Linked DNA regions of Homo sapiens: region 1 is linked to region 2. A link is a contact called in ENCODE Hi-C data. All regions are on one chromosome and are shown on one strand. Each heading gives the region's core, a stretch centred on a gene start or an enhancer-like site at or near the end of the contact. The rest is flanking DNA. Distances are from core to core; before and after follow the strand shown. Region 1 overlaps SNX10 (sorting nexin 10). Region 2 has its middle 230 kb from the start of LINC03007.

Region 1 (6,355 bases), core at 829-3,328, 800 kb after region 2:
TTCTGTGTCCCTCAGATCTGTGCTTGCCCGGGTTGTGTAAGGTAGTACCCTCCATGTCTTTGCCCCTGGTGCCCCCTCCCCTCACCCAACCAGGGTCCACTCTAGGGAACTGGATGTGATGTGTACCTTGGCACTGTGTCTTGGCCCCAGTTTGACATCCTCTGAGCCCCCACTGGTTACCTGTTAAGTAGGGCCAGCCATCAATAGCCTGTACCTTGTTTGTAGAGGAATTTTAGGAACCACAGCATTAAAACATGGAAACATGCTTGTATTGTAGGTTTTTCGCATGCATTTTTAAAGCCTGGTTTTCATGTGAGTTTTGAAGTTATGAACCAGAAGCACTAAATATGTTCAAACCTTTTGAAACCACAATGTCTTTGTATATGTGTATATATACCTATTTTTCTTTAAGGTCATTTGTGAAATGATACATATGTAATAAGAAAGTACTGATCTTTGTAGAGGAATTGGAAAATTGTTTCTTTGACTAGGTGCCAAATAAGAATAATTTCTACCATTTATCGAACACTTTCTACGTGTTTGGCATTTTACATGTTTTAGTCTCAGTACTAAAAATCTTAGGAGTTGGGTATTATCTCAGTTTTATAGATAAAGAAATTATAGGAAAGATGGACATACTATATGAATCCCAGAACCTGGCAAATTTAAAATTAGCAGTACTCTTAAATGCTGGCTAAATTTGGTATGATTGTGAGATTTTTCAAATATATTCATTTTTCTTCAGTCTTAACTATAATCTCCCTTTTGTATTCTTGCCCCTGAGTAATTATAAACTTAAAGTCCCTTCTAATAGTTATGAAAAGAAAGTTATAGGCTAAAAAATATAAACTCAGTAAGTCTCTAACTATGAAAAATGGAATTCCTACTAATTTTTAGGTTTGAATGGGATTTTCAATTTAGGTTTGAATAGATTTGTTCATGACTGGGAGCCGCTTCCCTTCTTTACTGAATTCATCCCATTAATACAACTACATTTACCCTACAGTTTAGACTTTAGTATCATGGTTTTGTATTTCTTCAAATATTAAGGAATATTAAAGATTTTTTACAAAAGGCTAGTGTTGAACCATGACAGCTAGTTTTACACACACACGATTTTTATGTCTTTGTGTTCAATAGAGGGCACCACAGCATAGATCATGAATGTCTTCAATGAAGATTTGTAGGTTTTATTTTTTCTTATAGTAAGAGCTAAACAGGCTGAGTTAATTTTTTTTTTCTACATCAAACTGCTAACCTTCCATGTACTATGCAGTTATGTATATATATCATTGTATTGGGTTCAGCAGACCCAGGACATCCTTAGTTAGGATGAAATGATTTTGCATAGCTATATATTCTCAGCTAAACCAGCATATAATACATCTAATAAAATCATGTTGAGGAAAACTGTGCTTTTCAACTGTGTCCAGTTTAGGGAAAAAAAACAGATTTTGCTTTGTTTAGTCTAAAACTGTTATGGGGAAAGGAATAACTTCTGATTTGCACTATAAATATCTTTCTAGAAATTCTTTTAAAATCCTAGAGGCTATTTTTTATTCCTTTTATAAAGGTTTGAAAATCATATACTTTTTAAATGGAGGTTTCTACAAATGACATTTTATTGACTGTTTTACAAAGTACTCTTTATATTAGGTTTGAAATTGATTTTGGGCTATTAGATTTGTTTGTGGAAAATATGGCACAAACATGACTAAGGAAAAAATAGTATTTAATATTATGATGGTGGCAGTCACAGCCCTCTCTGATAGTAAGCCAAATAGTACTCAAAATAAATTAATTATGCTCACCTAACCAGATGGGAAAACACTCTCAAAAATTTTCATTTTAAATTTCAGAATGAACTATCTGACTAAAATAAGCATATAAATACATTTAAAAATTATTTTTGCTTATTTAAAACTCATGGAGTATGGTGGCATGAATTTAGCCAGAGAAACAGAGGAGATTCCAAAAACCAAAACTGTACCTAGCCGACTCACTGGTTTGAACTCTAGGCCTGGGGGAGTGTTCAGATGTCCCCTCCCCAGCCACATCTTTCTGGCTCTTTGGAATTGTGAGCTGGGTGAGCCTGGCTCCTTCTCTTTTCATCTGTGTGTCCTCCAGATGGCAGTATTGAGCAGAAAAAGAAAACGCTGGGAAATAATGAGTCTAATGTACAGTAAAATTGGAAATTGAATTATAGCTCAAGAAAAAGGACAGTAGCCTTGAGGTCCCGATCAACCTGGACTCTGATCACTTTTGTTTGCTGTACCCATGTGTTAAGTTACTAGCAAGTTAATAACAACACGTGAGCAGTTCAAGGCTCAGTAGAATTGCTTCAGACATGAAATAAAGCTAAAATGAATTTGTGTCCAATATCATTGGCATTAGTGCTCATTACTGTTGTGGTGTAATGCCTCAAACCATCTAAAATCAATTTTAAAGATTACCCATTATTTTATAAAGAAAATAAAACACATTTCCAACAGAAACAAAGCCACGAGTACAATCCCATGAACAGTTCCTTGTACTTATGGCAGGCAGGAAACCGCTGACAGAGGCCACAGGAAACACTCTGCTCAGACTTCACAGACTTCACGATCCAAGTTCGTATTAATGGATTGTTGCTCTATAACTCTTCTCTTAATCTGAAGTATTTAAAAACAAGAATGGTGAATATTTGTAAATGTAGAAAATAAATCTCAAAGAGTAGTAAGAGGGATTTACTACTTAGCTACTTGTACTTGGTAAATTAATCATTATCATGTGACATGGTCATCTTTTGGGAGGACCCAGGGCGGAGGACACAGAGGGAAAAAGAAGGATTTAGCTGCTTTGCTTGAGGTTTTGCCTTTTAAAAAGCACAAAGGTTTTACTTTTCCTTCTAATAGACCAGTAAAGAATATTTTCTCAAACTGTAAACCTGCTGAAGCAAAGGGGACAGCTAGATTTTGGTTTTAATACTGTGCATTTTTAGGCATTTTTGCCTTTGTTAAGAAATAATTGTTTTATTTTGTAGAAAAGGATTTGGTATTATAATGACCTTGGATTTTCACTAAATTGATATTAATGGCCAAAAGAGATTTACTTTCCTTATTACTTGTTTAAACAAGCAGAATATAAGGTAAGGTTCATTTGGTCTGAAATACATGATCTATTTTTCACAGATCGTTATATCGGAAAAATCTTATGTTGGACAAAATTCTACTTGGGTTTTAGTGTGTTAGTTTTGTCCCCTGTATCTGGTCTTAGTGTCTCCTCTTACATAATTATTGAACTATCAGTAGAGACTAAATGATCATATGTCAACATCTTTGCTAAAAGATAAACCAGTTTTTATTTAAATATAAAGGTATACTTTGATTTGATTTCATATTCTAAGATGTGCATTTCAGAGAAAACACATTCACTAATATGAATTTGAGCATCTGTAGATTTTGCTACAGGATAGTTTTTAATCTTCCATGTAGTTCTGATGCCCTGGTTGAAATCTGTTCTGTCTTTGTAAACTTTGATCTTAAATGTGGGAAGAGCAGTATGTATTCATCACAAAATTATCATATTTTAATTATATATATGGTAAAGTTGGCTGGGATCAATTTTATTTGGTTGCTCATTTTGACAACACAGAGATTCAGTGCTCCTAAAGATTTTGGAGAAATTTACAGTTAACCTTAAGTATTAAAAAAAGCCATCTCTCTCATGAGCTGTCGTAAACATGCCCTTAAGTATATAACTGTAAAGTTTTAAAATGTAAAATATGCTGAGAATTGTATTTTCTTCATATAATTTTTAATAGTAGTTGAAAGTTTTGATGTTTCATGACAGCCTATCCCATAAAGATCACTGAATTGACATGCTGTTGGCAGTAAATTTTTTAAAGTAGAATAACTTTCTATGACTATATAAGCAAAATATTTCCATAATTAATCCACATGGTAATAAGAGATGGGTAAATTGAAGAAATGTCCTTGAAGTTATTCTTTTAACAGATGTTCTTAACTATTAGCTTCATGTTTTTACCCACCTAAATTTCCAAATAATTGAATAAAAGTTAACATATGCTTTCCTCCCCTTAATGGGCAGAGCCCATAATTGATACAAAGTTTACCACAGTAGAGAAATTACCTTCAGTGGTACTTTTCTAATGTTTTTCTTTCTTCTACCCTATCACTGACCATCCTGTTCACCAATTATTTTTCCTTTTTTTTTTAATATAGAGTCCTACAGAATGCACTTTTGCTTTCAGATAGCAGCCTTCACCTCTTCTTACAGAGCCATCTGAATTCAGAAGACATTGAGGCGTGTGTTTCTGGGCAGACTAAGTACTCTGTGGAAGAAGCAATTCACAAGTTTGCCTTAATGAATAGACGTTTCCCTGAAGAAGATGAAGAAGGAAAAAAAGAAAATGATATAGATTATGATTCAGAAAGGTATTTCCTTGCATTTTGATTTAATGTATATGTATTTATATAATACATAGTATGCACATATGCACGTGTATAGATATATATACACACTTCACTTTTTTGTTGATATAATACTAAGATAATGAAAAAATTAATTGACTGAGATTTTATTGAGCTGTGACAGCTCATCATAGTAGTCTTCACACACACCTCCACACTGAATTAATGAATGCAGTAGAAATTCAATTATTTGCATTCTGATTATGTGACTTTCATTTAGTCAGACTTGAATTATTCGCGTTTAAATTATCTAGCTAAAAAAATACCCAACTGCACTCCAAATGGCTAATTAAAAGTCCAAATTTCCTGTCTCTCTTTGTGACTGGAGATAATTAAAGTTCTCCTCTGTTACTCAGGCTTTGAGTGTGTTGTGAAAACCAATTTCCTCTTTTTATTATTTTCCCCCTCTCTTCTTTTCCAGTTCATCCTCTGGGCTTGGACACAGTAGTGATGACAGCAGTTCACATGGATGTAAAGTAAATACAGCTCCGCAGGAATCCTGAAAAATAATTCTAATGTTACTATCTTAGGAATAGCAAATTATGTCCAGTCATAGAGAAGAAAGCTTCATAATAATACATTCTTACCTAAAGCTCACTGTCATGATGTTAGGTATTTAAATTCTTAAAGATGTTGGGTTGTTTATTAGTGGTATTTTTATGTTGTCTTATTTTAGGTAAGCTTCTGTGTAAAGCTAAAAATCCTGTGAATACAATACTATCCTTTACAGGCAGACATTATTGGTAAACAAGATCTTGCCCTCCAATGAAATGACTTACATGTTTTAAAAAACCGAGTTGGTTTTATTGAATTTAAAAAGATAGGTAACTAAGTAGCATTTAAAATCAAGATAGAGCATTCCTTCTTGTATCAGTGGGGCAGTGTTACCATAAACACGGTGTATATGTTGTTAAACCCTATGAAGAGTAACAGTGTAGACCAGACTGCCTCTCTCAGATATGTGCCTGATATTTTGTGGATACCTCCCCTGCACTGGCAAAACACTATGCTTTTGGGTGTTAGACTGAAATATTTTAAGAGTATTTAACCTTTCCAGTATTCTGTTTCACGCTTAGATGGAAATGTATCTTATGAATAGAGACATATTAAAATAATGTTTACATCTTAGAAAAAACATAGATAGTGCTAGTAATATTACTTATAACTGTAATATATAGATTCAGAAATACATTTTCATTATCCAAAATCAGCTTCAACAAATGGTTTCTGGAGACAAATAATTTGTTTTCATTATCATTGTATAATCAGGTTAATGATTTATTTTTTGACTAAATGTGCAATTTCTTATCACTAGATAACTTTCAGTATCAGTGGTGGTTACTTATTACTTAAATCAGAGGAAGGATTTTATAAAGATTAATAAATTTAATTTTACCAATAAATATTCCCATAATTTAGAAAAGGATGTCGACTTGCTAATTTCAGAAATAATTATTCATTTTTAAAAAGCCCCTTTTAAAGCATCTACTTGAAGATTGGTATAATTTTCATAAAATGTCTTTTTTTTTAGTGTCCCAAAGATATCTTAGATAAACTATTTTGAAGTTCAGATTTCAGATGAGGCAACATTTTCTTGAGATAATTACCCAAGTTTCATCCATGTTGAATGGTACAAAATATTTCTGTGAAACTAACAGGAAGATATTTTCAGATAACTAGGATAACTTGTTGCTTTGTTACCCAGCCTAATTGAAGAGTGGCAGAGGCTACTACAAAAAGCAACCTTTTCATTTTCACTAAGAGTTTAAAAGCTATTGTATTATTAAAAAGTCTTTACAATGCTTGTTTCAAAGAACCAACAGAAAAAAAAGCTAAGAAAACTGAGAACTAACATTAAAAAAATTAAATTTAGAATAAGAATG
Region 2 (6,557 bases), core at 3,164-5,663:
TGCTCCTCCTTCTATCTCCTCTCCCACTTGCGAGTGTGACGTTCCCTTGGTTTTTGAGGCTTCAGCCAGCTCCACTTAAAGTGCAATCACCTCACTGGGTGCAGTAGGGGGGTGGCTATGACTTCTCATCTTCTCTACCTCTCATCCAGGGCGGACCTCACTAATTGAATGAACCTGGACCTAGCCTCAGACTCCTTCTGAACACAGTGAATCAATAAAGTCAACACGTGAGACAAAACTTATTTGCCAACCCTGAATTAAGCCGTTGTCCATGAACAGTGAAGAAGTAAGGTTTTTCCTCACTGACAGACAAGTATCTCCTCGTACAGTGAAAGGCTGTCCCCACCCACAGCTAACTCATTAAGACCAGCGTGTGGACTTCCGCATATAAGTTAAATGCTGCTGGACAACAGCTTCTCTAAAAGCAAAACAACATGTTTGAATCGTTGGTTAATATATGTAGGAAGAGCTGGTGCTAGGGAACCACTGGGGAGAGAAGAGCCAGAAGAAAGCTGTCTGTTCCCTGCACATTGTGAGATACCCCGCTCCCCTGGCATGACAAGCAGGTCGACACAGCTGCAAGGGTCCCTCTCATTCCCTGCACTGCCTCCTGGCCCCTGCAGTCAGCCCACTGAGTCCTCCTGGGCCTGGCAACCTGCTCTCCCTCTTCTCCCTGGACTGCTCCTGCCTTCTCTTTCTGAGCATGATTTGTTCACCTTCACGTGGACCTTAATCCCTCCAATTTCCCTCATGTCTTCAGATGCCAGCCTTAGTTTTTGAGCACATCAGGCATTGTTTTACCCACTAGCGTTTGATTATATTGTTCCATTATAACAGACCTCCCAGTTCCCTCTGCTGTTTCCACCTCTCTTAACAGCATTCCTGCCATCAAATCAGGAAGGCCTCTGGGAGGCTTCCTTGTTGAAGGAAGTATCCATTTATATTGTTTTACTCAACAATTCAGGTCCCATCTGTCATAGGATGACTTTCCTGGAACCAGACTCTTCTCCAGTCCAAACACATGCCACAGCCTTACCCTCTGCACCATCAAATTCTTGATTGTCGCATATTTCAGGCAGCAAAAGATCAGCTCCACGGCCAAAAGCAAGCCTGGCAGTGGAATAAGCCTATAAACTATGCCGGTCATCTTGGCTGCAGCTCCATCTTCAGCACAGAGATCTCTCTTAACACTACTGCTTCCCAGCACAGGGAAGAGCTTAAGGAATTCATCTTCCTCTCTCAGCTCTCACGCAGGCAGGGAGGGGGTACCTGAAGGTGAATTTCTACCCTCAGGTGAAGCCTTCTGGAACACCATTTAGCCTGGAGCCTCCTGAGCCCCTGAGCCTGTAAGCTTGACTTGGGATCTGAGAATTTGTCTGTGGGATGCAGAAAATACAGCCGTGTGCAGAGCATGGGGTGCCACCTCCCACCCCCGTCCCTGCCAGCCCAGAGAGGGAAAGCAAGCTCAAAACAATCAACCAAAGAGATCAATGCCTGTTTCCCAGGCACAGCTTGTAGTAAAAGCTGCAGCCAAGGGCAAAGGTGCCAGGCAGCTAAGAAGAACATAGCTGATCCTGAGTGTTCACTTTCCTCAGTATCAAATTTTTCATGGTGCCTTTCCCATGGCTACTATTCAAACAACCAGAAGACCAGCAGGGCCATGGAAATGGTCCTGGCTTTGGAATAAGAGTTGTGTGGGGTCCTGGCTCCTGCACTTGCTGGCAGTGTGACCTTAACCAAGTCCTGGGCAGAGCAATCTCAAGGCCCCTCAGTGCCCTGCTGATAAACTGAGGGATCATTACAGCATCCTGTTCTCTGCAGTGGTTATGAGGTTCTATAGTGCAATGGAGACACACAAGCCAATTATGTACTGTAATTGGCATTACAAAGGTGAAAACTTTTCCTTTCTGTCCTTAATTCAACAGCCTGTGGTTCTCCAGGGAGAGCTCCTCTGCCCACAGCTTCCCTGCCTGGCTATCTTCAGCATTTGCAGGGGCCACCCAAGGCTGGGAGTGGGGTGCTTGGTGGGTGAGTGAGGGGTAAGTTCTCCATGCCTCTGTCTCACCCATGCAGATGGATAAGGCGGCTGAAATTAATGACATTCTGAGCCACTGCCATGCTCATCTGCCTAACAATCCAATTTCTAGGACGTTTTAGAAGTTGTTAGCTGACTGCCAAAAATGAGGATCATTAAAAATAGATTCACAGCTGTTCAGGAAGCCAGAGATATAATTTTACCTTCATTATGCCTTATTGCAGATGTTATTGATTTAATCTCATTGCATTTTACTGTGTAATATCAATTTGCACTGTCTTTGACTTGGAAATCGGGAACTGTATTTATTCTTCTTATTCTCATCATAGCAGAAGATCTGCTTCGACTGACAGCCAAACTGACACCAGGCTCCGAGGCAGTGGCAGCATTTAGGCCAGGCCCGACAGTGTGGAGTGCAGAGGCAACTTAGTGGAGCTGAGTGAGAGAAAAATAATCTAAATATGGGGCCAGTGCCTCTTTTAGGAGTGTGTCTATGCTCACAACTGATTCAAACAAACGAATCAAAATAATCCTTCTGGCTTTGCTTGCATGTCACCAAATAAGTTCGTTTAATAAATCCTTCACTTTTCTGTCAATTATTTTATCCTGAAATTTTTACAGTGAAAATGCTAAAATAGAATTTAATCCAAAATAAAATAGGATGCATTAGGATATTATTTTCCAAGAGGTATTTCTCAGAACACTTGTCACGAGATACTCAATGATTTTTTTTTTTAAGTTTCCAAACTCAAAAAGTTTAGGAAACCCTACCCAATAAATATTCCTTTAAAAATGTTGTAATATGTGGTAGCGTATTAAAGGTTCCAAGAAGCAAATAAATGTGGTTGACTTTTTTTAATCCAGCATTTCCCAAATGAATTTGAAAAAACATTTATTCTCCTCATCCATTAACATCCCTCAGTGCTAGAGTGCCCAGGAACACCCTTTGGGAATCACTGGTTTAAGATCAATCTGGAAGAAGGAAGGCCAGCTCTCTGCTAAGGAGTCTTGCATCTTTGTTCACTGCCACTGCTGCCACCATCTTGAATCGACATGAACTGTTCTTGATTTACAAAGATTTGGGCCAGGTGCGGTGGCTCACGCCTGTAATCCCATCACTTTGGGAAGCCAAGGCAGGCAGATCACCTGAGGTCGGGAGTTCAAGACCAGCCAGACCAACAAGGAGAAACCCCATCTCTCCTAAAAACACAAAATCAGCCGGGTGTGGTGGCGCATGCCCGTAATCCCAGCTACTCCGGAGGCTGAGGCAGGAGAATCGCTTGAACACCAGGCGGTGAGCGAAACTCCATCTCAAAAAAAAAAAAAAAACCAAAGATTTGGTTCATGGGCTTTTGCACCTCAGTGGCTGCTGGTGCATCCCCCACTCTTTCCCTCGTTTCAGTGCCTCAGCTTCCAAACTCAGATTCTATACCACTCACTTCCAATCTCCTGCTTCCCCAAAGCCCATGCACAACCCTAGCCCAGAAGAGCGGGGGCTGTGCTGGCCACATCACCAGGAAGTGCACTGGGGCTCAGAAAGGCACAGCACATTTTTACCAGGTTCAGCCCATATGACAGCAGGGACAAAATTATTCCAAGTGTGTACTGTTTTTGTAACATTAACAGGCTTCACAGTTTTCAGCAACTCATTTAGTCTTGGTGATCAGTCGACATACCATTCGCTAAAATGTGCAACTGTTTCTGTCTATTTTATAAGAGGTTAGAAAGAGCCCTGTGACACCAACACGCGCATTTAAAAGGGTTCCATATGCACCGTTTGGTTTGATGAGCTCACACTCAACGTTTTACCAGCTCCAGTGGACTTCATCCAGGAGGGCATGTCTTGAGGACTTTTACTGCCTTGCAGACTTCATATTACTAGCTTCCAGGCTAGTGAACAACTATGTGAACCTGATGTATTTACAGCTTTGCCACTTTCTTTTGTTCGATAGAAAACATAACACCTTTGATCATGATGTCTAACATTCGCTGTCAGTTGGCAAAGAATGTTAAGCAATTGTATGAGCATCTCTCTCCAGCCTTCATCTGCTCTTCTCTGCCCTAATTCGATGATTTCCACCCAGACCCAGCCAGTGCTCAGTGGTGGCTTAGCATCACTTCTCAGGATCACAGCTGTGGGCAATGGTTTGGGCAGGGGTTAGGTCAGGGACACAGATCCAATATCATTTGGCACTTATTCCCCGGTATTACTAACCTCCCAAGACAGGACAACTCGTGCCCCTCATAGATTCTCAGGTACAGGGCCTGGCCTTTTTCTTCTCCACATCTTCCTCATGGGGTCTGCTGTGGAGCTCGCTGCCTGTTGCTAATTGACAAGTCAGTGTCTCCCAGCTACTCAGGAACAGAGCCAGAGTTGGATTCGTAGTCTGTCCCCGGGCAGAGCCAGCAAGTTCTGCTCCAGGGGTGCGATTCTGCCAGGGCAGGCAACTTATTCCTCGGTGTTCAGACTTCATTCTCACAAGAACGCCAGTTGAGTAACACGGATTGAAAAGTTGGCTGGGGCTCATAACTGCATATTTTGTGCCACTGAGAATTATCTAGAATTTTTTGAAAAGTCATAGTCTATGCATGTATGTTCAAGAATTGTGTTTGGAACAGGCAGGGGGCATAAGTTTGTTAATATACTCATAATTTCACTGCTTTTCAGATTGCCAAGAGATCTTTGAGAATGTTTAGAGGAACTGCCTCATTTTTATAATTAGGAATCCAAACTCCAGAGAGGGGCATAATTCACAGACACACAACTAATTCACTAAATAATTAATAAGACTGAGAGAAACTCCTCCTTATGCAAATTTAAATAGGAGAATCCATTCCCAGCTCCTTTATTGTTACCTGTTTTTCTTTTCCACTTTCAAGCTATGTTAGATTTTTGCTGTTCTGATATGATTCAGAATTATGTCTCCTCTTTTAAAATCAAACTAATATGTAATTTCCAATAAAACTGTAAAGAATAAGAGACAATGACAGACCAACAAGGAAAACTCAATCTGGACTCATATTTGAATTCCTGAAAAATACTGTGAAAGAAAATACAACTAATTTATGTAATGTAAAGAAAACATACTAACATAAATAACTAGTTCTACCTCTCTTAGCATACTTTTATAAAGGCAAAATGACAGACCCAGACATATTAAGAAAAGCATAGGAAAATAGAAATACATTTTACATCGCTAAAGCTAACCATTACAATTACTACTAAACAAAGGAATAAAAAAACGAAATTAAAAGCAGACATGAAGAAAACTAGCAGAGCGGCGCCACCTAGTGTCCATTTTATGAAAAGCGCCTAACATTTCCTGCGCCCTCCTGTGGTAGGATTTAGCAATCGGCCACAGACAAGAAAACAAATTCTATAAACATATGATTTGATTTCTTTCCTCTGGAAGGAAGACAGAAAGAGATAGCATCTCAGCATACTTTCTAAGCAAGATATACTTTCATTCACCATAATTAAAACAGAACAACTACAAACATACAATTTCCCATTGATCACAGCATCCTTTCTTTGGACATAATTTCAAGTAAACCCCAACCATTAACCTTTCTAAATGAAGTTACATTTTTTTAAGCCTCTCTGCCCTATGAAATTTTGTTCAGGACAAAATTTTGTGAATACCGTTCCTGTATCAACATTGTGGTAACATTTAAAAAGCAAAATGTAAAGAATTAATGTAGAAGTAAAGACGAGAGAATTTGAGGCAGAAATTAGAATCATCTTCCACACCTCAGTTTACCTATCTGGAGTGTGGGGATAATTCTAACTCCAGTGTGCTACCTTTCTTTGGTGGTCGAGGGGAGTTGTCATTGGCAAAATCAAATGGGATTAATGTCCATGGAAGCTATTGAAGAGTAGAAAGTATATGACTTACATGAAATAGATATACTTTGTTATTTTTATTAAGAGTTGAAAACTCTAGTGAGACATCAGCACTGGCTGAGTTGAGGACAAATCAGTGAATCAGGAAATTAGAAGCCCTGAACTAGCCCCACAGCTTCTCCTTGGACTAGTCATTTAAGTCTGGGTAGGGGCCCCTTTGTTCTATAAAATGAGGATATTTTGTGCTATATGGCCCATAGTGTCTATTTAGCTCTAAAATCTTAGATTCAATAATGCAATTGCTTTCTCCCTGCCTCTGTGCCTGCAAAGACCCTCACTGCCTGTTCTCTGGATTCTTGCAATATCTTTCTAACACATCTCTCCCAGCTCCAATCAATCTCTGACAGATTAATCAGGGAAGATGAGTATTTCCAACATACATATGAAAGTGTAAGTTCAGTCATCTCATTGCCCCACTTAAAGGCCCAAAATGACTTCCCATGGCATTTTGGGGGGCAACCAGCTTTTATGGGCATCATCTGCTCTGTGCCAGGCAGTGTAACTCATGCTTTCTGTGCCCAGTGTCATTCCATCCACACAGTGACACCTTAAGATAGACAAGGTATGAACCATTTTCATGAAGGAGGAAGCTGAGGGTACCAGAGACTCAGAGAAGGA

What was found. Hi-C counts contacts between places; a loop is a spot of excess contacts on that map. Pooled maps may share reads with other maps.
Region 1: a loop to region 2 is called in a map of A673, with 6 times the contacts of the local background. The contact joins two enhancer-like sites. A Hi-C loop is called at or near these places in 3 of 168 maps with a recorded cell type or tissue (A673, PC-9 and psoas muscle) and 9 of 50 pooled maps.

What each region holds. Positions count from the first base shown.
Region 1 is chr7:26,367,598-26,373,952 of GRCh38, forward strand. SNX10 (sorting nexin 10) reads left to right here. Exons shown (of 7, transcript NM_013322.3): 6 at 4,224-4,436; 7 at 4,894-6,355. The coding sequence ends at 4,975. SNX10-AS1 (SNX10 antisense RNA 1) reads right to left here. Exons shown (of 2, transcript NR_136272.1): 2 at 4,422-4,971. Among named protein-coding and RNA genes, the nearest start is that of LINC02981, 28 kb to the right of the region's middle. Within about 2 kb of position 2,079, at least 2 of the 41 ENCODE cell types and tissues checked have a DNase peak (open chromatin) inside an H3K27ac peak, as active enhancers do.
Region 2 is chr7:25,560,720-25,567,276 of GRCh38, forward strand. No RefSeq gene overlaps it. Among named protein-coding and RNA genes, the nearest start is that of LINC03007, 230 kb to the right of the region's middle. Within about 2 kb of position 4,414, at least 4 of the 41 ENCODE cell types and tissues checked have a DNase peak (open chromatin) inside an H3K27ac peak, as active enhancers do.